Linked DNA regions of Homo sapiens: all the other regions are linked to region 1. The links are chromatin loops, found by intact Hi-C in ENCODE. Cell type or tissue: PC-9. All regions are shown on one strand. Region 1 has its middle 220 kb from the start of IGFBP3. Region 2 overlaps LOC102723446 (a long non-coding RNA gene). Region 3 has its middle 430 kb from the start of IGFBP3.

What was found. Peaks named below come from ENCODE experiments on the same cell type or tissue, not always from the same donor. Only the 100,000 strongest peaks of a DNase experiment are listed, where the experiment ranks them.
Region 2: it touches region 1 in a loop (12-fold over the local background); 9 of 110 quality-filtered maps call a loop at or near these places.
Region 3: a loop joins it to region 1, with 5 times the contacts of the local background. A loop is called at or near these places in 6 of 110 quality-filtered maps.

Annotation. Positions count from the first base shown.
Region 1 is chr7:46,141,199-46,149,198 of GRCh38, reverse strand. It overlaps the pseudogene ZNF619P1. Among named protein-coding and RNA genes, the nearest start is that of IGFBP3, 220 kb to the right of the region's middle. In PC-9, no CTCF peak of the experiment used is centred here; a DNase peak (open chromatin) is centred at 3,618; H3K27ac peaks cover 3,393 bases.
Region 2 is chr7:45,974,762-45,982,761 of GRCh38, reverse strand. LOC102723446 (a long non-coding RNA gene) reads right to left here. Exons shown (of 4, transcript NR_187744.1): 2 at 4,294-4,412; 3 at 2,735-2,853. It also overlaps the pseudogene RNU7-76P. Among named protein-coding and RNA genes, the nearest start is that of IGFBP3, 57 kb to the right of the region's middle. RefSeq lists an enhancer at 3,936-5,135. In PC-9, no CTCF peak of the experiment used is centred here; DNase peaks (open chromatin) are centred at 1,511, 3,681, 4,451 and 7,271; H3K4me3 peaks cover 1,111 bases; H3K27ac peaks cover 3,624 bases.
Region 3 is chr7:46,348,196-46,356,195 of GRCh38, reverse strand. No RefSeq gene overlaps it. Among named protein-coding and RNA genes, the nearest start is that of IGFBP3, 430 kb to the right of the region's middle. RefSeq lists a silencer at 3,511-3,805. In PC-9, CTCF peaks have their summits at 3,450 and 3,651 (motif pointing right); a DNase peak (open chromatin) is centred at 3,735; H3K27ac peaks cover 452 bases.

The DNA.
Region 1 (8,000 bases):
ATGCAGCCATAAAAAGAATGAATTAACAGCATTTGCAGTGACCTGGATGAGATTGGAGACTATTATTCTACATGAAGTAACTCAGGAATGGAAAACCAAACATTGTATGTTCTCACTGATATATGGGAGCTAAGCTATGAGGACACAAAGGCATAAAAATAATACAATGGACTTTGGGAATTTGGGGGGGAAGAGTAGGAGGGGAGTGAGGAATAAAAGACTACAAATATGGTGCAGTGTATACTGCTCACATGATGGGTGCACCAAAATCTCACAAGTCACCACTAAATAACTTACTCATATAACCAAATACCACCTGTACCCCAGTAACTTATGGAAAATTTTTTAAATTATAAATTAAAATTAGAAATCATAAAATTTATCTTTATAAATAAAAATTATATAAATTAAATTAATATAAATTATAACATGATTGTTATAAAGAAATAAATTTTTCTATAAAATAAAATTATTCTAAAATAGTCTATTTAAAAACAAGTAAATAGAAAGAGAAATGGAGATTCAGAGGGAAGAGAAGTGAAGAAGCATTTTTATGTCTATCTACGCATTTGATCCTCCTGGCAAGAGTGCTGTTCCTATTTTAACTATGAAAAAATTCAGTAAAATTCAGCTACTTATCCAATGTCACAGAGAAAATTCCAGTTGATATAAATATTTGGATGTTTATTCTGTACTATTTGGTATACTTTTCTATATCTGGATATCCTTACCAATAAAAGCAATCACTGCTGACTTAAAAAAATAACAGCAGAAAAATCATGGGAGGAATAAAAGATATCAAATCTCCATTTAGCAATACATCCCTATAACTTGCCTGGTACTTGAGAGCTTTCCAGATGCTTGCACCAAAAGGAACTATCAACAGAGTAAACAGACAACCTACAGAATGGAAGAAAACATTTGCAAATTACACATCCAACAAAGATCTAATACCCAGAATCTATAACAAGCTTTAACAAGTCAACACACACACAAAAAAACCTCATTATAAAATGGGCAAAGGACATGAACAGACACTTCTCAAATGAAGACATACACTCAGCCAACAAGCAGATGAAAAAATACTCAACATCATTAATCATTAGAGAAATGCAAATTAAAAACCACAATGAGATATCATCTCACACCAGTCAGAATGGCTACTATTAAAAGTTCAAAAAACAACAGATTCTGGTAAGGTTGCAGAGAATACGGCTCGTTTATACACTGCTGGTGGGAATGTAAAGTAGTTCAGCCACCATGGAAAGCAGTTTGGAGATTTCTCAAGGAACTTAAGACAGAAATACCCTTCAGCCTAGCCATCCCATTTTGCGTATATACCCAAAGAGATATAGATCATTCCACGGCAAAGACATATGCGTGCATATGTTGATCACAGCACTATTTACAATAGCAAAGACATGGAATCAGCCTAGATGCCCATCAGTAGTGGACTGAATAAAGAAAATGAGGTACATATATACCATGGAATACTACACAGCTATAAAATAACAAAATTATGTCCTTTCAGGATAATGGCTGCAAGCCTAAGCAAATTAAGACAGAAACAGAAAACCAAATACCACATATTCTCACTTATAAGTGGGAACTAAACATAGAGCACACATGGACATAAAGAAGGGAACAATAGACACCAAGCATACTTTTCTAGGTGGTGAAAATTTTCTGCATCTTGGCTATGCAATTGTATTCATTTCTCAAAACTCATTAAAATATGCACTTAAAAGTTGGCTTTTTAAAGTATAAATTCCTAAACCTGACCAAAATACATTTGCAATAAACATCTCCCCGTGCCCTGCCCCACAGACATAATATCATGCTGTTATAATAATAGTGTATATACAATTTTTTGAGAACTCTCTTCCCACTGGATATACTTTTTGAATAGCTTTCCCTGTTGCTGCACTATTCTGAGTCTGAGATGCTGCCATCCAGGATGGTCCTAGGCTCCAGCCACTGGAGGGAAAACAGCTAATCCAGTGAGATCCAACACGTGATAAGACCAGCATCCTGAGTGTGCTTTCCGGTGTTGTGAAATTAATTGACGTGTCACCAGTCCCAAATTCACATTTTCTCCGTGAGGCATCTGGGGGATGCAATCGTGTCAGAGAGCTGTGAGGCATCAGAAGTGAGGCTGGCACAGACTCCTCTCAGCAGGCCAGGGGTGCATCGCTCCTCCCCTTTTCTCGGGCACTTCCCAGCGTGAAGCTGCTGACTCCATGCCATGTGTACTTTTAGAAATGAAATGCCCCAGCCCACTTCACTCTTGGCATCTATGGATTGGAGTGAACACTGAAGTTAACAGACATCTGAATAAGAATAGAAAAGAAATCCAAACAGAAAAACCACATTCCCTTCCAGTCTAGTTAAAGCCATAATTTTAAATTAATCACTCACATTCTGTTCAGAGGTTATTTTCTTGGTCTATGACATAGTCACCCAGGATACTCATAACTGGTAATAAAAATTATGAGGGCAATTAAAAATACCAAGACTCCGGTTCCGCACAATGAGCCTTGCCCCTGACCAACCAAATGGCTCATCATCCATCCCGAGGGCAACCACTGGGTGCCTTCTCTGATGGCCTCTTCCAGAAGGCTTCTCCAATTACAATGGTCTGTGACTTGTGATGACACAATCTCCTAAAACCCCAAATCTTCTACAAACTCTTCCAACTCCAGTAACCCCCAAAGCAGGGCAAACTAAATAGATAGTCCATTTCCTTCCCAGGGGATAGAGTCAGAGTCATTAAAAGTGGTCTTTAATGTGAGAAATTGAAAAGGAGTTGGGAAAGTGATAATAACTTCTGCAAGACCAGGAAAGTGTCATTAAAGACATGATGGGAAACCAGTGAGAACCCTGCTCACTTTGGGCCATTATTGATGGGTAATGAAAACATAAAGGAGTTCATAGGGAGTGAGACAAAGCTTTCAGGCTATGAGGAGTGACTTCCAGAGGAAGCAAGGTCCTGAAGGAGATGTACTCAAAAGAAAAGAATAGCATAAAAGGGGCATAGAGGGAGAAGGGGCACTAGAGGTGGGGAGGAGGGGAGAGGGTCACAACTGGGGCAGACCACAAGCATTGGCAAGAAGGGGAGGGGGACAGAAAAGAGCAGCCCAGAACCATGGGTGCCTTTCTTCCCGTTGTGCAATTTTTTTTTTTTTTTTGAGACCGAGTCTCACTCTGTCACCCAAGCTGGAGTGCAGTGGTGCGATCTCGGCTCACTGCAATATCCGCCCCCGGGGTGCAAGTGATTCTCCTGCTTCAGCCTCCCCTCCCGAGTAGCTGGGATTACAGGCGCCTGCCACCGTGCCCCACTAATTTTTATATTTCTTGTAGAGATGGAGTTTCACCATCTTGGCCAGGCTGGTCTTGAACTCCTGACCTTGTGATTCCCCCACCTCGGCCTCCCAAAGTGCAATTTTTGATGCTGAGTAAAACTGAAAGCTGTGCCCCATTGGAAGGCTGTTGTCCCACACACCTTACACTCATAAAGTTTCTCCCCAGTGCAAACTCTGATGCAGAACCTAGATGATTTTTCAACTGGATGCTTTCTCACATTCCTGGCATTCATGAAATTCTCCCCCAGTGTGTGTTCCTTGCTGCACTGTGAAGCAAGAGACACAGGGAGCCTTTGCCAGCATTCCCCAAGTTCACAGACGGTTTCCCAGCATGGAATCTCTGGTGCTGAAGAATTACCCACCTCTGGCAGAAGGCCCTGCATGCTCTTTACATTCATAACATTTCTCTCCCTGTAGACTCTGTGATGCTGAATCAGGACAGAGGAAGACTAAAACTACACCCACACCCTTTACATTTGTAGGGTTTCTCCTTAGTGTGAATGCACACTCATGAACCGAAAAGCATGTTCATATTCCTTACATTCAAAGGGTTTCTCCCCAGTGTGGGTTCTCTGATGCTGAATAAGTGTTCCATTATATCTGAAGGTTTTCCCCAAGTCCCCACATTTCTAGGGCTTCTCTCCATTATGAAGTTTCTGATGTTGCAGAAGGAAGGACTTTCTTTCCTCCTTTCTTTCCTCCTTCCCAATGCCCAGTGAAGGCATTGTCTACATGCTTGATGTGAGCAGGGCTTCTTCCCAGTGTGGATTTTCTGGTGCCATGACTATTTCAACCCATATCTGAAGCCTTTCCCATCTTCTTTCCACTGTAGACCTTCTCATGAGCAGGGATCCTGTGGTGCTTGTGAAGATCTGAATGTCAGTTGAAATATTTGCTACATATATGGAACAACTGCATCCTAGCAATGCTCTGAATTGCAATGAGGTGTGTGCTGACTTCACTTTTTCCCAATTTCTTGGCTATCTCCTCTTTAGATGGTGGAGGGTTATAACCTTGGGCTGTCAAAACCCTAAATTCTCTGCTCTTTAATTTTGTTTTCTTCCCTGTGTCGTACAGCTGCAGCTTCTCTGAACCGTCCCTGAGGTCAGAGTCCTGGGGAACATCAGCAATGCTGCCCTGGACATCTGACACTCAGGATCCTCTGAAATGTTCAGCTTTGGATCTGGTTCCCACTCCTGGTCTTGGTTTTTCCACCTATGCAGCATCTCTCGGAGCCTCTTCATCCATGGGTGCCCAAGGATCAATGCTTTTTTTTTTTTTCTTTTTTTGTCTTTAGTTTTCTAAAGTTCAATTATGATGTGTTTTGTTTTGTAATTATTTAGGCTTATCTTGTTTGGAGAACACTCGGCTTTTTTAAAGTGTTGCTCTACATTCTTTGTCAAATCTGAGACATTTTCAGCCTTTGTTTCTTCAGTTAGTTTCTCAGCCCCACCCTTTTATTGCCCTCCCTCTGGGACTCTGATGGTACAAATGTTAGATCTGTGTTACTGTCTCACAGTTTTCTCACTGTTGTTTGTATTAGGTAATTATATTGCTCCATCTTCAAGTTCACTGATTCTTTCTTTTATATTCATCCTGTTAACAAGCCTATACAGTAAGTTTTAAATTTCAGTCATTGTATTTTTCAGTTCTATCATTTCCTTTCAGTTCTCTTTCACAGTTTCTTTTCTTTGATTCCACTTTCTATTTTTTTTCATTTGTTTCAGGAGTATTTGTAATTGCCTACTGCAATCTTTAGCAAAAAGAGCAAAGCTGAAGCTGAAGGCATCACACTACCAGACTTCAAAATACACTGTTGGGGTTCAGAAAACAGTAGCCCAAAATGAAAGCCTCAGAATCAGCCTCAGAAACAAAAGATTTTCTTTGACTTTTCATGCCTTCCTGTCTCTCAGTCCCATTCTCCCCTGAGGCTTGCCATAGAAACTAGAATTCCCATTCTGTAAGGTGGCTCATAGAAACCAGAATCTCTTTTCCCCAAAGACAGTCATAAAACCTAAAAATAGTACTCTAATTTTTTCTCCACCTTTCTATGTAAAAACTGGCCATGTAAAAAAATAACTTAAAAAGAAAAAAAGTTACCTGATCTACCTTGCTTGACTATAGGTCATAAGACCCCCCCATTCCAGAGAGGGTCCTGCTTTACACCCAGAAGGAAGGAATGCCACTCAGAGAGGCCAAGAGAAATATTGACAGACAGGCCTTGTTGGGTTTCCCCACTCCATCTATTAGCATTAGATCATGTCCTTTTTTGTCCAGTCGTATTTCTTCAAAACTGTTCGTACTTTGTTGAACCTAAGCACAAAAGTGGACAATTTCCCCTGAATCTTTGGGTCTTCATTCTGAAGGTCTCTGTGTACACATGTTAAATAAATGTGTATGCCTTTATTAATCTATATTTTGCAAGTTGATTTTCCAATGAATCTTCTGAGGGCAAAGGGGGAAATCTCCCCTTGGTCCCTGCAATACTGCAAAGCTATCATAGTCAAAACAATACGACACCTGCATAAAAACAGACACATAGACCAATAGAGTAGAATAGAGAGTCCAGAAAGGAATCCACACACCTAGAGCTAACTAATTTTTAACAAAGGTGAGGAAAAAACAGTCTCTTTAATAAATGCTGCTGAAAAAAACTGGATATCCACATGCAAAAGAATGAAACTAGACCCTGTCTTTCACTATTTAAAAAAAATCAACTCTTGTAAATTTGTTTGAGTTCATTGTAGATTCTGGATATTAGCCCTTTGTCAGATGAGTAGGTTGTGAAAATTTTCTCCCATTTTGTAGGTTGCCTGTTCACTCTGATGGTAGTTTCTTTTGCTGTGCAGAAGTTCTTTAGTTTAATTAGATCCCATTTGTCAATTTTGGCTTTTGTTGCCATTGCTTTTGGTGTTTTAGACATGAAGTCCTTGCCCATGCCTATGTCCTGAATGGTAATGCCTAGGTTTTCTTCTAGGGTTTTTATGGTTTTAGGTCTAACGTTTAAGTCTTTAATCCATCTTGAATTGATTTTTGTATAAGGTGTAAGGAAGGGATCAAGTTTCAGCTTTCTACATATGGCTAGCCAGTTTTCCCAGCACTATTTATTAAATAGGGAATCCTTTCCCCATTGCTTGTTTTTCTCAGGTTTGTCAAAGATCAGATAGTTGTAGATATGCGGCGTTATTTCTGAGGGCTCTGTTCTGTTCCATTGATCTATATCTCTGTTTTGGTACCAGTACCATGCTGTTTTGGTTACTGTAGCCTTGTAGTATAGTTTGAAGTCAGGTAGTGTGATGCCTCCAGCTTTGTTCTTTTGGCTTAGGATGGACTTGGCGATGCAGGCTCTTTTTTGGTTTCATATGAACTTTAAGGTAGTTTTTTCCAATACTGTGAAGAAAGGCATTGGTAGCTTGATGGGGATGGCATTGAATCTGTAAATTACCTTGGGCAGTATGGCCATTTTCATGATATTGATTCTTCCTACCCATGAGCATGGAATGTTCTTCCATTTGTTTGTATCCTCTTTTATTTCCTTGAGCAGTGGTTCGTAGTTCTCCTTGAAGAGGTCCTTCACATCCCTTGTATGTTGGATTCCTAGGTATTTTATTCTCTTTGAAGCAATTGTGGATGGGAGTTCACTCATGATTTGGCTCTCTGTTTGTCTGTTGTTTCTGTATAAGAATACTTGTGATTTTTGTACATTGATTTTGCATCCTGAGACTTTGCTGAAGTTGCTTATCAGCTTAAGGAGATTTTGGACTGAGACAATGGGGTTTTCTAGATATACAATCATGTCATCTGCAAACAGGGACAATTTGACTTCCTCTTTTCCTAATTGAATACCCTTTATTTCCTTCTCCTGCCTGATTGCCCTGGCCAGAACTTCCAACACTGTTGAATAGGAGTGGTGAGAGAGGGCATCCCTGTCTTGTGCCAGTTTTCAAAGGGAATGCTTCCAGTTTTTGCCCATTCAGTATAATATTGGCTGTGGGTTTGTCATAGATAGCTCTTATTATTTTGAAATACGTCCCATCAATACCTAATTTATTGAGAGTTTTTAGCATGAAGGGTTGTTGAATTTTGTCAAAGGCCTTTTCTGCATCTATTGAGATAATCATGTGGTTTTTGTCTTTGGCTCTGTTTATATGCTGGATTACATTTATTGATTTGTGTATATTGAACCAGCCTTGCATCCCAGGGATGAAGCCCACTTGATCATGGTGGATAAGCTTTTTGATGTGCTGCTGGATTCGTTTTGCCAGTAATTTATTGAGGATTTTTGCATCAATGTTCATCAAGGATATTGGTCTAAAATTCTCTTTTTTTGTTGTGTCTCTGCCTGGCTTTGGTATCAGAATGATGCTGGCCTCATAAAAAGAGTTACGGAGGATTCCCTCTTTTTCTATTGATTGGAATAGTTTCAGAAGGAATGGTACCAGTTCCTCCTTGTACCTCTGGTAGAATTCGGCTGTGAATCCATCTGGTCCTGGACTCTTTTTGGTTGGTAAGCTATTGATTATTGCCACAATTTCAGATCCTGTTATTGGTCTATTCAGAGATTCAACTTCTTCCTGGTTTAGTCTTGGGAGAGTGTATGTGTCGAGGAATTTATCCATTTCTTCTAGATTTTCTAGT
Region 2 (8,000 bases), 170 kb after region 1:
GTGTTATATGCATAGACTGAGAAGAAACAAAGCTCAACTCCTGAGTTTTATGGTTGACACTCAGATCATTTTTGCGTATCTGCTTCTCAAATCCGTCAGCGGCCATCAGGTATTTGTGTCCCGGCTTCTCACCAGGATCACCTGCAGAGCTTGCCAGCGACCATGGCTAGGCCCCAGGCCAGGAGCTCCCACATTGTTCAGGGGATTCTAAAGTGCACCCCAAACCCCAGCAGCCCACTCTGGCTCCCCCATCCTTCCTGGGCACATTCCCTTCCAAGCACACAGGCCTCATTTCTATACTTAAACCTGCTGAATTCATTCCTGCCTCAGGGCTTCTGCACACCCTCTCTTTCCCCTCTTCAGGCCCGTCCTTTGCCCCTTCCATTGCTGACACCTTCCCATTATCTGGGTCTTAAATCAAGTGTCTTTCTTCCCTCTCATTCGTTATCACTTTCCCTTCACAGAATTTATCATGACCTAAAACCATCTTGGTTATTCTGGTTTGCATTCATTTCATTTTAATATATTGTAACTACTTCAAAACTTAAGTGAAAATATGCATACTTAATAGGGTCAGTTTTCTTTTGGGGGTGATAAAAATGTTCTGCAGTTAGATAGAGACCATGCTGGCACAACACTGAGAATGTAAAAGCCGCTGAATTGTACGCCTCAAAACGGTTAAAATGGTGAATTTTATGATATGTGAATTTTACCTCAATTTTAAAAAATACTTCTTTCATGACTCTTACACAAGCATATTTCAAATTTCTTTTTTTAATTGGCATATAATAATTATACATATGTATGGGCTACAGAGTGAAGCTTCCACACATATAATGTATAGTGGTCAGATTTGGGTAATTAGCTTATCAATCATCTCAGATATTTTGAGTTCGAGTCAAATTCTTTCAGGCATGTCTCTGATTAGGAGGTTCTTTTATTTCCCTGAAATTCAAAACTGGACATATCTATTCAAGAAAATTATAGAAATTATTATATTGCTACTTATCTTTATGAATTGGAATTTTTTGGAACCACATGAGGAAGATCAAGATAGGAAAATATTGAAACAACTGAAAGTATCCAGGTTGACCAAAATGTCCTTTACATTTTTGTTGACTGGCTTAATTACAAATAAATAAGCATCGTCAATGAGAAATTATAAAGAAATTTACAAAATGCTGTCTTTAATATAGAAATTTTATATATTTGGACTTCATATAAGATCTTGTTTGAGAAAGAATACTTTTGCTGCTAAGGAAGTTTGAATATTTTTGAGCTAAATCAACTTGAAGGCCCTAACATCCTGCAAACCTGACACAAGTTACTGGACCACGTGCAGGTCATCCCCCAGAGGCTGCTCCCGGGGCTCCTGGAGGAGACTTAAATGTTGCCCGGCACCACCTTCAACACAGCAGCGTATGTGTTCTCCACACCTGAGAAGTATTTCTCCTTAACTCACTGAGTCAGAGTTCATAGGCTTCCCTCAGGAGGGGTAAGACCCACCCCACTCCACCCTATCTGGCAAGAATCCTTTGTGTTTACAGCACAGTAGGAATGCAGGCATGGAGGCAACCTCTGAGCTGACTGCAAGCAAAGTCCCAGGGAGATGATGTGGGTTGGCAAGGAAGGAAGAGGCATGAGGAAGCCATCAGGGTGGAAAGGAGCAGCCACCGTGTCCCTTCAAAGAAAACTCCCAGCACTGGTCCTGGAAGGGACTTTAGCGGCGTCTTACCCACTACTGCCCTACTATAGACTGAAAATAATGAGACTCCGGGGAGAGAAGGGTTTGCCCAGAGCCCCACTCTCTTCAGTACAGGATTGTCCTAGTGGATAAAAAAAATTGCAGAATCCCTCTCCTGAGTCATTCACAATATGTTCTTGCCTTTTGCTAGTGCTTTGTCTTCTAGAACTTTCCAGACAGCACCCCACCCCTTCCTTCAGAAGCAAGGTTCCATGTTGTCTCAGTTGTGCCTGTTTCCTTTTCCAGAATTTCATTGCAATTTCCCCCATTTCTGTAACGTTTGCTCAGACTCTGTGTTGTTTAGTCAGTTGTTAGGAATCTCTTAGACTCCTGTTGTCAGTGAGGAGCCAAGCAGACACACTTGTAGACGCAACACACAGAGCAGACCCAAGTTTCTGCCACTAGGGCTGGACCACACAGGCACCTTCCCTTCCAGGCTGCAGGGTCCCCCATTGGCAGTGGCCTCGTCTCCAGGACTTTCCTGCTCTAGAACTCAGAGAAGAAGCTGCCACACCAATACTAGCATGTGACAAATAGCAGCAGACAGGCTGAGCAATTAAACAGACCCCAAATGCTTGTCAGTGGGGCTGGGCCTCACCGAGGACCAGGTAGACTATCCAGAGCATGGCCTTGCCCACCACTCAATTGACAGCTGCAGCTGAAGCCACGTGGAGGATGTCTGCCCTGTGTGGCTGAGGGAGAGTCTGAGGGTCCCCTCTCCTGCCAGGCTCCCCTGCATCAGGATACAGATGTCCAGGGGCACATGTAGACAGCCATCAGACCACCTCACGAGGGGCCTTGGGGATGTGCCCGAGGTGAGCACCTGAGTTAACTGTGTTAGCCCACTGCCAGGTGTTGGCTGTGTAAGCTGGGTTACCTGGCTTAGCTATATTACTTGAGTTAACTCACTACCCTGTGTTACCTGTATTAGCCCATGACTCTGTCACCTGTGTTACCTGCATTAGCTCACCGCCCTGTTACCTGAGTTACCTGCGTTAGCTCACTGTCCTTGATGGTGCCTCTCAAAGCACCTGTGGTAAAGGGATCCAGGTGTGTGTTTTAATATCCATTCCATTGAAAACTGTTCCTCTTGTAAAATAAGTATGGTCCTAGAAAAATGAAATGAAGACAAAACACAAATCCCATTTTTTGTTAGATTCAACAGATATGAAATTACTCTGCCTAATTGCTGTAAAGTTCACATTGATTTACTCTCAATTTCTGTTCTTCCCTGTTGCGAGCCAGTGAGACACCCAGCCCTGGTCAGCCGGCCACATCCAGGAGCCTGGTGTGGCCCTCAACCAGTCCTCACCACAAACCTAGGATGCTGGCCCTGCTCCTGTCCTACAGATGGGAAAACTCAAGCCCAAGATTGTAGAGTCTCAGCCCAGGCCTTTGCCCTGCCAAACACCTGGGCACACCTGTGAGCCTAGCTCCTTCCTGACCTCCAGCATGATCAGGGACAGCAGGGACAAAGATCAGAGACGAAGATGACCCAACATGTGTTCTCCCTTGAGGAGGACCACAGATGCCTGAGATCAATGGGTGGACAACCCATGACTGCATCATGGTGTGACAGAGAAACGGTTGGCAGGCCACATGCAACCACAGAGCAGGGAAGAAGAGAATCCTCCCTGCCAGTACAGGGAGAGCCCCTTTCAGCCCCTGGCTCATGCCCCAACCTGGAGACTCAGTTTCACCTGCTCAGCCCTCTCCACACCTGACCTCGAGTTCCACAAACAGAGATGATGATTTATGTGTTTTCACTTCCATCCCCCTTCCCACCTAGCAAGGCATCTGCTCATAAGCAATATCCACAAGAAGTTATTTAAAGGAAATAATCAGCAGAAGAGAAAGTTGGGATGCAGTGGCCTCTTCAAGTCCCCTGCACACCCCCACCCATGCATCCTGTCACAATGACTGTAGTGTGTGAATTCCTATTACTCCCTTTACAGAGGAAGAAAAGAGGTACTCTTGCCCAATATTTTCTTGGGCCTCTGGGCCATCCAGGGCCACAGCCATAGTCCAGGGGTTGAGTTTTGTCTATGCAGCCTCCCCTACTGACCATGAACTCCTCAGGGGCAGGAACATGCTCATCCCTGTCCCATAACTCCAGGCAAGTGGCCCACCAAGGGGCCAAGCACAAGACATCTGCCCTGATATCGGTTGTTCCAGAAACACTAGCGCCTTCTGGGGCCCCATTCTTGCTGCCAAGACTTAAGTAGTCACAAAAACCTACTGTCCCCTATCCTGCTGGTTGAAAGAAAGTATTTAGGGCAACTCAGAGACACTAAGGAAGGAAATGCTTTTCAAACTTTGCAGACTGTAACATGCAAAGGGTTTGAATGTCTCATAGTGAAGTTTTTGTTTTAAGGAACCTGAATATAAAATTAGGAATGAGCTGGAATGCTGTCTTGGACTCCTCGGAGCCTGGAATTTCTCCGACCTTCCCCATAATTGGAGCTGCCCCGTGAGTCTGAACACGCACCCTGTGTGGACGTGAGTTCACTCAGTGAAAAGCTCCCGCTTGCTTAACTCTCACAGCTCACCTTTAAGTGTTTGCGTGGGTGACTTCTTCTGTTGCCCAGACAACCACACTGTCACCGGGCATTTAGCTGTTGACACGTTAGGCATGTTTCACTGCATAGTGAATCAGCATTCTCTGTCTCTGGAATGAAACGAGGAAATTAAACATCAGAAACTTCTAAAGTGGCAGGAGGGCTGAAGTAAGAAATGCACAAGAGGTGACTCATCCTACTTTGATTCTGTGCCTTGGCCACAGACACAAGTTAACCCTGTAATGCCCACTTGGGAACAGTGGCTCCCGGCTCTTAGGCATGCCCAGCCCCTGGCTGCAGCAGGCTCTGACAAGGCTCTGGTGAGAGATGGCAAATACAGTGCCTTTGGGGCCAGCAGACAGCATCATTGCATGGAGAGGTGAGAAGTGAAAAATGCCAGCTCACCCTAAATGCACTCAAATCCCTGTCTTTTCCTCAGTACAGGTCAAAAGAATGATCCAGATTCAGCTCAACTGTGATCCCTGAGATATTCTTTCATGAAATAATTCTTGTAGCCAACACCCTATTGGGACAACCCTTGCTGATTCTGAAAGGTTGTCTATGTCCCTTATTTACTTCCAGCTTCATAATGTCATAGAGATTCTAAGGTGGGGATTCCCATTCATCCCTTTACAAGGGAAGAAAGGAGACACTCTTGACCAAGATCTTTAGACAGACAGCAGAACCGTATAGTTGACTCTGAGATTAAAAACCCAGTGCTCTTTACTCAATAAAATGCTGCCTCTCTAGTGAAATAAGTTAATGCACCTTTATAAATCACCTTATTTTGTGGTTACTCCTTATTTTGAGCCTTATTTCCAGTGGGTTCTCTGGCTGCTCTACCATGTAGTCTTGTTGAACTCCTCATCTGGAAGGGCCACATCTATCATGTGGGGTAAATGAGATCATTTCAGACCTTGGAGTCATAGACCATGAAGAACCTTGGAGGTAAATGGAGAAGAGTAAAGGGCACCATCATTGCTGCCCAGCCCCATCCACCGCACCCGGCACCCACCACCCTGCACTAAGTCCGAGGACAGCAAAGAGGCCAAGTGCTCCTCTCCAAGGGTGTCCCATGTCTTTCTGGGCACCAGATAGTGGGGCCTGTGGTTAATTCCCAGAATGCTGAAAATGTAGGGTTGTATGAAGATAAAAGAAAATAATATGTGTCTAGTATTATGTAAACTGCAAAGAGTAACATCCAAGGAGGGCGTTACCCCATGAGAAATCAACAGACTTGCTACAGCCCATACACAGTATCTGAGGGCGGCTTTGCTGAGGGGCTGGGGTCCTGGGGAGCTGCACCACTTCCAACACCCAAAGCCACCAAAAATTTCCCTCCACTTTGAGCTTTATCTTCCTGTGTTCCCATAGCGTTATGAAGAGAATCCAGAGATGACACCAGCCTTGCTGAGTGCACCTGGTGATGTTTGCTTTAAGGCCAGGGGGTCTTTAGAGAGACCATGACTCATGCTGGGGAGTGGAGCTGAGAGAACAGGGGGTCCCCATCCTCAAGGAGCCCCACACAATGGCAGCTGCAGACATGGAAAGAGAAAGTTATGAGGAAAACAAAGTAAGTTCTACAATAAAGCTCAGAGCCACTTGTCCTTTAACCAGACTGGCTGAGCTGATCCCAACAGGCTGGTGAAGAAAGGAGAGCCCCACCTGCTAAGAAGATTCTGGACACCAAGACCACGGTAGTATTTGAGGATGACCCCTGGGATGCACACAGGGACATGGGTTGCACCTAGAGGGGACGTCAAGGATTCCTCAGGCCCTGGGAGTGTCCAGGAGATGGATGAAGCCCTCCCAAGGTTGGCAGAGCAAGGGCTCCCACCCAGAGCCCTTTCCCGGGTGGATGGAGGAGCCCCTATCACCTCCATGTGTCTGTAGCATGCAGCTCTTCACTTCCCCACCCAGGACCTTTGATTCCCATCTGATTAATAAGGTTAAATTAGCTGGTTCTCTAAGGGGACTCCTGAAACCCCATCCTGCTGGGAAATCCAGATGTAGAACCCAGGGCACTGCATGGGCAGCACCAGTGCCTATCTCCACCTCCCAGCCCTGGTGAGGATGGCAGGGGAGGTGCTGGAACATCCTCCTGGGGCCATCGAGCCTGTCATGCTGAGGCTGGGCACTGCCCTGCTGAACATTCCCAGTGCCCTCAGTGCCAAGTTCTTGGGGGCCCTGGTGGATGCTCCACTCCACACTGATGGGCCTCGAGGAGAGGGAAGCATCCTGCAGAAGGGACACGTGGAGTCTCCCGGAGCTGCCCTGAGACCAACCTCAGGACCCAGCCTCTGGGCTGACCCAGCTGAGTGTCCAATCTCACTTCACACAGCCTCTAAAACCACAAGCTCCTGCCATCTCCCTCACCTGCCCAAAGAGGCTTCAGCTTTCTTTCTTCCTGGACCTCATCCAAACCCTCCCTCTGGGCATCATCCTCAAAGTCTTGGTGCCTCGGTGCTTTGAAGGGAAGTGCAAATGTCATTGGCAGCCCCCAGCCCTCTCGGGAGCCCAGTGGTGCCGCCCGTGCAGCTTGCTGGCCCTGGAAGCTGAGTGCTTGGAGCTGCTATGTGGACACTCCTGTAGGGAAGAGGGTGCCCCATTCATTTGGGATGAGTCTTCACATCAATTTTGTTGTGCCCAGCCTTCACCCCACCTGAGGGGTGCCTGAGGACAAGGACACTGCTACATTTTGAGTGTGTCCCCCAAAAGTTCATGTGATAGGAGGTGGAACCTAACAGAAGGTGTTTGGGTCTTGAGAACTCACCCTCATGAATGGGTTAATGCCATTCTCACAAGACTGGGTCAGTTCTCACGGGAATTGACTCACCCTCACAAGAGCAGTTTGTGACAGGTTGAGGAAGCCTCTCATGGCTGGCCTTTTGCACATACTTGCTTCCCCTGCTGCTTCTCTGCCATGTTAGGGTGCAGCACAAGGTCCTCATGAGAAGCCAGCCCCATGCTTCCTGGACTTCACAGCCTCCAGAACCATGAGCCAAATCAACCTCTTTTCTTAAGTGTTAGAGCTCTTTTAGAATTTGTCTAGCAGGCTTTTCAGGTTTTGCTGGAAAGCAATCCCCCAACCAAAAAAAAAAAAAACCCTCTTTTCTTTATAAATTACGTAGTCTCAGGCATTCTGTTATAGCAACACTAAATGGACTAAGACAGACACCCTTGAGCAGAGATAGGGGCTCCTGCCATCCACTAGCTCTACCATGTCTGCAAAAACATTACTACATTTCCTCATCTTTAAAAAGTAGATACAACCCCACTCGAATGATGACTTCGAGAATTAGGATGCGTGATGCTGATGCCGGGTGAGCATTCAGTCTGTGGTGCTGCCTCATCTACCCCTGGAGGGATCAATATCACACATAAGCTCAGCCACCTGCCTCAGGGCACATTTTAAAAGCTGTCAGTGTGTTAAACGCACCCGTTTCATCGTTGTTGTCTCAGCCTTTGAGCACTGTGCTCCATGTGCCTCATGCACCTCCAAGGAGCCCAGCCATATCCTTCCCCGTCAGCCCCCCATGGTCTGTGTGTACCCACAGATCATGCTGTTCCCTTCCCCATGCACTCAACATCACTTGGCTCTTTAGGGACAGTTTTCATCCCCTCTTCACTCCTGCTGTCATTCCCAGAACCAGGCGCCAGTGGGCACAGAGGAGGTGCTGGAAGCCCATGGAAATCTG
Region 3 (8,000 bases), 210 kb before region 1:
ATTCAGGCCACAAAAGATTCTTGGGAACAAGTCTGCATATCAACACCTATTGTTAGCTGCTATTTCAACCCAGGTGTGGAAATTTGGGATAGAGAAAACCAATGAATGTACCGAACCTTCTTCCTTGTAAATGTATTGTTAAGCTCAGGACAACTTCACAAAATGCAGAAATTGGCTGATTACCTTATGTCCAAAACCCTTGTGCAAACTTTTCAGCGGAGGCATGATAGTACTTATTCACCCTCACAGCAGATTGGAAATACGTTAGTTCTATTGTGTTGTCATTGTCCTTCTTCACTGAGGATAAGATTAAGTTCAACCATAGTTTTCTGAGAAGGTGACATTTAATGATTTCAAATTTCAGTGAGAATTATCTTTACTGGTGTGAGGAAAGAGCCTTTTCATTATTTCTTTACTCAGATTTGTATCATTCATTCACCCACAAATTCATAACACCCCTGAAGGGCAACCGATGCCCTCCATGAGATGGACAGAGGGCAGTGTACTAGGCTATACATCCGTCACACAATTCAGTTTTGTAGCTAGCATTAATATGTCCACTCTATTGCAATCAATTGCTGCCATTGCAAGAAGATGACGGCCCACTACTGTGCTTTCCCTGTGACAGAATCCAAGCAGTGGAATAATGCCAAGAAACTTACACAAGTCACCTATGTGCTAACAGCAAGTTACCCATTCCCAGCCTCAAATCTCTCTCAGCAGAGCTCAACAGACCTATAATGCGTCCCATAATCACCTGGCCTCCTGATCTCTACAAGACACTCTTTCTGCCTCCAAAATGCTTTTGAATATGCTTACCATCTACAGTTCCCATGCTGCTGCCCTGCCCTGAGCTGCCTCATTCGTAATTTGAAATGTCACACTGTCCTCCCAGGTGGCTTTTCTGATACATATTTATCCCACTGCAATCCCTTCTCCACAGAACTGACTGAGGGATGTTCATAAAACATAAGTCAGGAAAGGATTGTTCATGATGATAGATAATGGAATGAAGGAAAAGTCAAAAATGGACAAATCCCATTGGTGGTGTATGTGTGCATGTGTGTAGGCTGATCACTAACAGGGCAACGTCGTCACCCATCAAACCATCCCAGTGACCACGCAAATCTGCTAGGGGTCCTGCCAGGTGCACCTTCGTGGATGCAGGAGGCCCACTCCCTGGAAACAGCTATGCTCAGAGGCAGTCGCAGCGCCTGCCCTGGAAGCCACCCGCTTGCCCCTTTCTTGTGTTTTCTGGCATTGCCTTCCCTGCAGTGGCCTCTGTAAGTTATCTGTGCTGGAGGCTATCACAAAAATGAAATTTACCCCATTGCTGTGGGATAATACACCGAGCCACCCTAGAGCGCTTACATCTGCAATTGGAAGCCAGTGCCGGAGCTCTGCCTCTACCCCTCCCATGATCACCCTTCCCCACCACCCAAGAATGAGCCTGCCTCTTGCTTTTCGCAGCCCCCTGGTGAACAGCATGGGCAAGTCTCCCTGGGTTACGGCAAAAGGAGCATGAGGAACACTGTCCTGGCTTCCCCAACACATCCCCAAGTGGTCTCCAGGACAGGGCCATGGACCTGCTTCTCTCCTTCCTCACCGTGCAACTGGGCCTATGCTGTTGCCACTCTCTCAGAAGGCTGGGGATGTGTCTCTCCCTTTGGGGCATGGGGCCCAAGACCCTGTCTCGACATTTGACACTCTCTTTAGTGTGGATACCTGGAGCCGCGCCTTGCCACCAGCAGCCTTCCTGGGAAGGCTTAGCCCCATTCCAGCCACAGAGTGAGTACCTGTCCCACCACACACAGCACCACAGTGAGCCTCGTGCTAGACATCGTTCCTTCAGCATGTTTGCCTTCTCTTCAGGTTTGCTCTTCCTCTCTTTTCCACTTATCTGAAGGAAATGGCTTTCCTTCTGTTCCCAGTGTGTCCCCTGCCCCCATGAACACTAATGCTCAGTGTCCAGTGTATCTTCAAGCCAACCCCTACTGCCTCCCTTTGGTCCATTCTCCATTGTCCAATGACAATGCTTGGGACACTTGGAGCCTTTGGCTTGAAGGAGTCAATTGTTCTTGGGTGACAGTCTTTCACCTCCACTCCATTCTGCTTCCTGGAGCCGGATTTATCGTTCTAGAAAACAATTTTATTATGCCACATGGACCCCAAAACACAAACAAAATTCTACTCAGGATGATTTTTTTTTCTTTTAACAGGAGTTTTATTTACATAATTTGATCACAAGACAGATGTTTGAAATTGCTGTTACTCAGAACAATTCCAAGTAAGTGGTCACGTTGCCCTTGGCTTACAGAAGAAAGCCATGACCTGATGAGTGGAGGGATGAGGGTGCCAGAAAAAGTGTGGTGAAGGCCACAGAGAGGTCAAAGGACTTGTAAGAATTCCCAAGTGCCCACCCCTGAGGTGGCTGCCACCTCTCCCTCCCCTAAGCACCCAGCCAGTGCCTTTCCTGCAGTCCATCCAGTTGCATGTCCAACATGGTACCTCTGAACCCTTTCCTGTGACTCATGTTTCTATAAAAACTACTTGGGACCCTTTTTATATACACCCCAAGGTTTCCTGACTCAAGCCGTGATTAGGGCACATCATCCATCAAAATGTTCCTCCTCCTTCCTTCTCATGTCTGCATAGCCCAGTTACGCCCACCATTCAAGACCCAACTGAGTTAGTGTGGGTTTCTGAAAACTTCTGTGTTCCTCAGCCAAGAGTCTTCTCCTCTTTCACTGTAAAAGATTTGTTTCCTGCCAGGCGCAGTGGCTCACACCTGTAACCCCAGCACTTTGGGAGGCTGAGGTGGGTGGATCACCTGAGGTCAGGAGTTGGAGACCAGCCTGGCCAACATGATGAAACACAGTATCTACTAAAAATACAAAAAATTAGCCGGGCATGCAGGTGGGCTCCTGTAATCTCAGCTACTCAGGAGGCTGAGGCAGGAGAATTGCCTGAACCTGGGAGGCGGAGGTTGCAGTGAGCCAAGATTGCGCCATTGCACACCAGCCTAGGCAACAGAGCGAGACTCCATTAAAAAAAAAAAAAAAAAAAAAAGATTTGTTTCTATAATTCTCACCCATATTTATTCCTTTACATCTATGGGGCAGATAAGATAACTGACTGGTTGATTGACCTCCCCTGGAAGACTGGGAGCTTGCCCTATTTCTTTACCCACAGTACCTCAAACAGAACTCATGGAATGGATCCATACATATTTTGGGATGTATGAATTGAAAAATAAACATCTAGTCACCTTGATTAGGCCCTAAATTCCTCTAGGACTTGAAAAGATTGTGGATTTTTTATTCTTTTCTTATAATATCTACTCAAAAACATTGGGCAATATGATGTTGTCCATTGATTAAGTCATTAGTTTATTTCCTATAATCAATTACACTGCAAAATATTATAAACTAGTAGTTGTAGTCTCAAAAGGTAGCACAGTGTTTTTTTTTCTTCACACTATTTTTGAGAACCGGAGCTCTGTGACTTGTGCAATTAAAATGCATGTTATTATGGACCAGCAAACCCAAGTCTTGAGGACCAATTGGTAAATCCATGGGGATTTGCACTCCTGCATGGCCTGTCTTTGGGAGGTATTTCCCTTCATAACACGTGCCACTAGGTGCCAGTGTTGTTCTACCAAAGTGACCCTCCAAAAGTACAGGTGGTCCCCAACTTTACATGCTTAGCATTCTTGAAAATGATGACTTTACACAGAAGGTAGAAGAGCAAGTCTAGTAGGGAAATGAACTGTGTAACTTATGTTTGTACAGGTTTGACATCACCACATTAAAGAAATGAACAAAAAGATTGACTAAAGGGAAGTACAGGTGCTTATTAGGTAGCATTAAATCAGTTTAGAGACAAAGAATGAAAAATGATCTCTGCTGAGATACTCTTGAATTTGCAAACCAGGCATGCTCAGTTGTTGCTCATTGAGCAAATGCAAAATGATCTAAAATTAGTATTCAATTTATGATACTATTGCACAAGAAACATTTCCTCTCCCTCCCCTTTCTCTTTCTCTCTCTCTTTCTCTTACTCTATCTCCATATATACATACATATATATATATAGCTCTCCAGTAAAGCTTTCCACATATGGAAACTTAGAATGCAAGTAACTTGTTTCAACATGCCTTGTACCTGTACCTGAATAATTATGTTAAAATAGTTTGTCTAATTATCATCAATTAGAAGGAAGCTAATGCCAGATTTGCTTGTGTTTCTAATAAATTCTTTGGCTGTGTTTTATCCCTGTGCTGTGGTATATACAGAATACCAAGTGATTATTACTGGTGATCAGTTTGCCATAGACAATACTAGTTGCAGGAAGTATATAATTCATGATCAGTGTAGTCAAGCCTTCCAGAAAGAAAAAATGGATAAATGGTGTTTGACATAAGGAGAAACTAATGCAGACAACCAAAGTTATCGTGTGTGTGTGTGTGTGTGTGTGTGTGTGTGTGTGTGTGTGTGTGTAAGAGACAGAGAGAGAATAATGTGGGGGCAGGGGAGAATTCATCATGGCTGCAGTGTTTTTTTAATATAGCAGCACAAAAATACATGTATCTGTGGGATAATAAAATGAACAGGTGAATGTTATGGGTCAAAATTTTCATCATTGGAAACAGTTCTAAGAGAAGAAGAAAAAAGCACTTTGCTTTTTGATTCCATGTTCATTTCAAGACAAATCCTATATTACCTAGCGAAGCGGCAGAGTTTAATTTCCCATGCTACCTGAGATTTAAGGCATCTCGGCAGAACAACAGCAACAACAAATAACAACAACAAAATCTTTAAATCCCTAAATAATGCAGCAATAGCAAGCAGAACCATTTGCATGGTACATCTTTCTCCTTCATTTTACAGTAAGCACATTATTAGGCAGCTGCAAAACTATGAAGAAACATTTTTCAAACAGCCTGATGAAAGAGACACGTTCCTGAATTTGAAAGCTTCATCTATTCAGGAAAATCTTCATGTATATATCTTTAAATATCATCTCTACCAATTGCTTTTATTATCTTCTCCAGAATCTAATAAAATAATAAACTTTCTCATTGTATTTTTCATTCATCTTCATTATTTAAACAATATTTCGTATCTTTGTCTATATTCCAGAATTTTAAATCAAAAATATGTCAATATTTCAGTAACTTATTGATATATTGCTCATAAATAAAATCAGCACTATTGGCAATGACTAATTTTGTGGGTAACAACATCAGAAGGTTAAAAAAAATGCTGGACAAGAACAGCATGGGAGGAGGAAGTGATGAGAAGAAACACTTGTAAGTTTTCTGTGCTGCTCTGTAAGCACACAGAGAGAGTGATCCCGGACAGCTATTCTATTATGTCTGAATGCACCAGTTTGTTTAGCCATTCATTTGTCGAGGGACATATGGGCTGTTTCCAGTTTTGGGTGGAGTCCTTTTTGCAACTGTCCTCGGCAGCCCCCCAGTCTCTGTGCTGAAAAGGGGAGTGTCTCTGTCTCTTTAAGACAAAGCCATCACTGGTCACACTGCTTGTGTCAAGCCCCTCTGGCTGTTGATCTTGTGTTTTGCACAGAACAGGGGAGTCTCTGGCCTGCAGGGATGGGGAAGAGACTTCCTGGGCCAGGTCCCTCTTCTGTCAAGGTACCTCTTGCTGGTTTTCCCCGAGAGTGTCAGTGTCTCCTGCTGGCAAAAGACAGTCTTGGAGCCAGTAGAGGAGAGTGGGTGCCCTGGCTGCTTGCTATTGTCAAGAGTCCATTTTGATCCCCCTTGCTGGAGGTGCCAGAGATCTCAGGTCAGCCCAGGGAAATATGTTCCTACTTGAACTGTCAAATGTTGCTGGTTTGGGGGTGGGGAAATGCTGAGTCTAGGTGGCCTTTTTATGTTGGGTTGAGGAGCTGAGATGCCCTGCTGCTCTGCTGTTCCTCCAGTTCTGGGGTCCTGGATAAGTCATGAGTTCTCCTTCCTCTTACTGCTCTCCAGGCTTCTCCCATGGCTGTCTGCTGCATTATTTCTATAGTTGGGTTTAGCAGGAAGGAGCAGAGAGAAAAAGGTCTCCATGATCTCAATAGGCCAGTAGCAGCTGCTAACAAATTGTTAAATAAATAGAAATATCACTCTACAAAACATGTTGGAGGTAGCAGAAAACCTCAATGGACAGATAACAATTATATTAATTGAAACAACATTGAAGATATTCACAGAAAACAACAAAAGTGGCATTTATTAAGTGAGTTGTATCAAGCATTTGAGGAACATAAAATTTTAATCTTATGCATGACTTCCCGGAGAATAAAAATAAGGAGTACTCCCAAAGTAATCTTAAGACTATAGGATAAATATGATATGAATCACCAATTTAGGTATGTAGAAAAGAAAAACTACAGATCAAAATTATTTATGGGCATAAATGAAAGTATCCTAATAGAATTTTAGAACACTTCAGCCAATAGTATGTTAAAAAGATAAGATCCAAGTTAGCTTCTCCTCCCAGGAATGCAATGCTGATTCCAGTTTAGATAATCTAATTCTGTAGTTAATTGCTTTAAAGATTAAAGAGACAAAGCACATGATTCGTGCAGTTTATGTAAAAGCAGCTTTTGATATAGAAATGTTAAGAACCAGTGTAATAAGAGGTTACACGGGGTAAAAAGGTGTTAACATGAGAAAGCTGCTGCCTTTCAAAGGAGGTGCCAAACCACATGTAAACTTTTCAAAGAAGAGAGCCAAAGATAATTATGTGACTTTTTCATCCCTTCACCCAAAAAAAGATTAAAATGGGGGTACAAAGTGCAGCCTTCCACATGTCTAGACACAGAGGAAAATGGAATAATAATTTCTTCCACATGACAGACATTGGTAATAATTAAGAAACTGGGGCCCGGCGGGGTGGCTCACGCCAGTAATCCCAGCACTTTGGGAGGCCGAGGTGGGCGGATCATGAGATCAGGAGATCGACACCATCCTGGCTAACAGGGTGAAACCCTATCTCTACTAAAAATACAAAAACAAAAAAATTAGCCAGGTGTGGTGGCGGGTGCCTGCAGTCCCAGCTACTCGGGAGGCTGAGGCAGGAGAATGGCGTGAACCTGGGAGGCGAAGCTTGCAGTGAGCCCAGAGCCCGCCGCTGCACTCCAGCCTGGGCAACAGAGCGAGACTCCGTCAAAAAAAAAGAAAAAAGAAATTGGAATTAAGATCTCATATTGATACTATTTCATAAATATAAGCTGAAGTAAAAAACTTCTACAAAAGAAAATGTTGGTACAAATATAGAGCAAGGAGCATTTCAACACTATGTGTGTATTTCTGCAAACTGAAGAGAAATTTGGAAATATTGAGTATATTAAAAAATGTATCTGTGATGCAATCCAACAATTCCATTTCTCTCCTCTAGGAAGAGAGTGTACCTACTCTAGGAAGAAACATGAGCATAAGGAGATGTGCGCAGGGAGAGTCACGGCAACTTTACAAGTCACGGTGGCGGCCAGACAGGTTCTCATGATGCTGCCACCAGAGAAGGCTCAAGCAGGTTGCTAGGTCTTCATCCCGGTGTAAGCAGTGAAAATGACTGCCTTAGAAATGCAGGTATCCATATGAAAAGATATTTAAATATAAGAAAAAAATATAAAAAGTAGAGGAAGAACCATACAATCAAAGAATATGTTGGCCTGGGAGTAGTGATAATAAGAGTAGAAAAAACAAAAGTCATAAAAGTATATATATAATGTTACTATTCTACAAATGTAAAAATATACAAAGATGGTAACATATTTTTACAGTTTCATATATATGCATGTGTGTATGTGTGTGCATATACCTCAACTTTACCACTGGTAAGGTGGACTGGAAACCCTGGGACCTGCAGCCACAGCTGGACTCCCTCAAACCCCTCAACACCATAATGTCTTATGTAAGATGTTACAAGACGTAATTCAAGGTCATGGTGACCTCTAGAAAGAAGAGAGGGGACTCAACCTTGGAAGGCTAT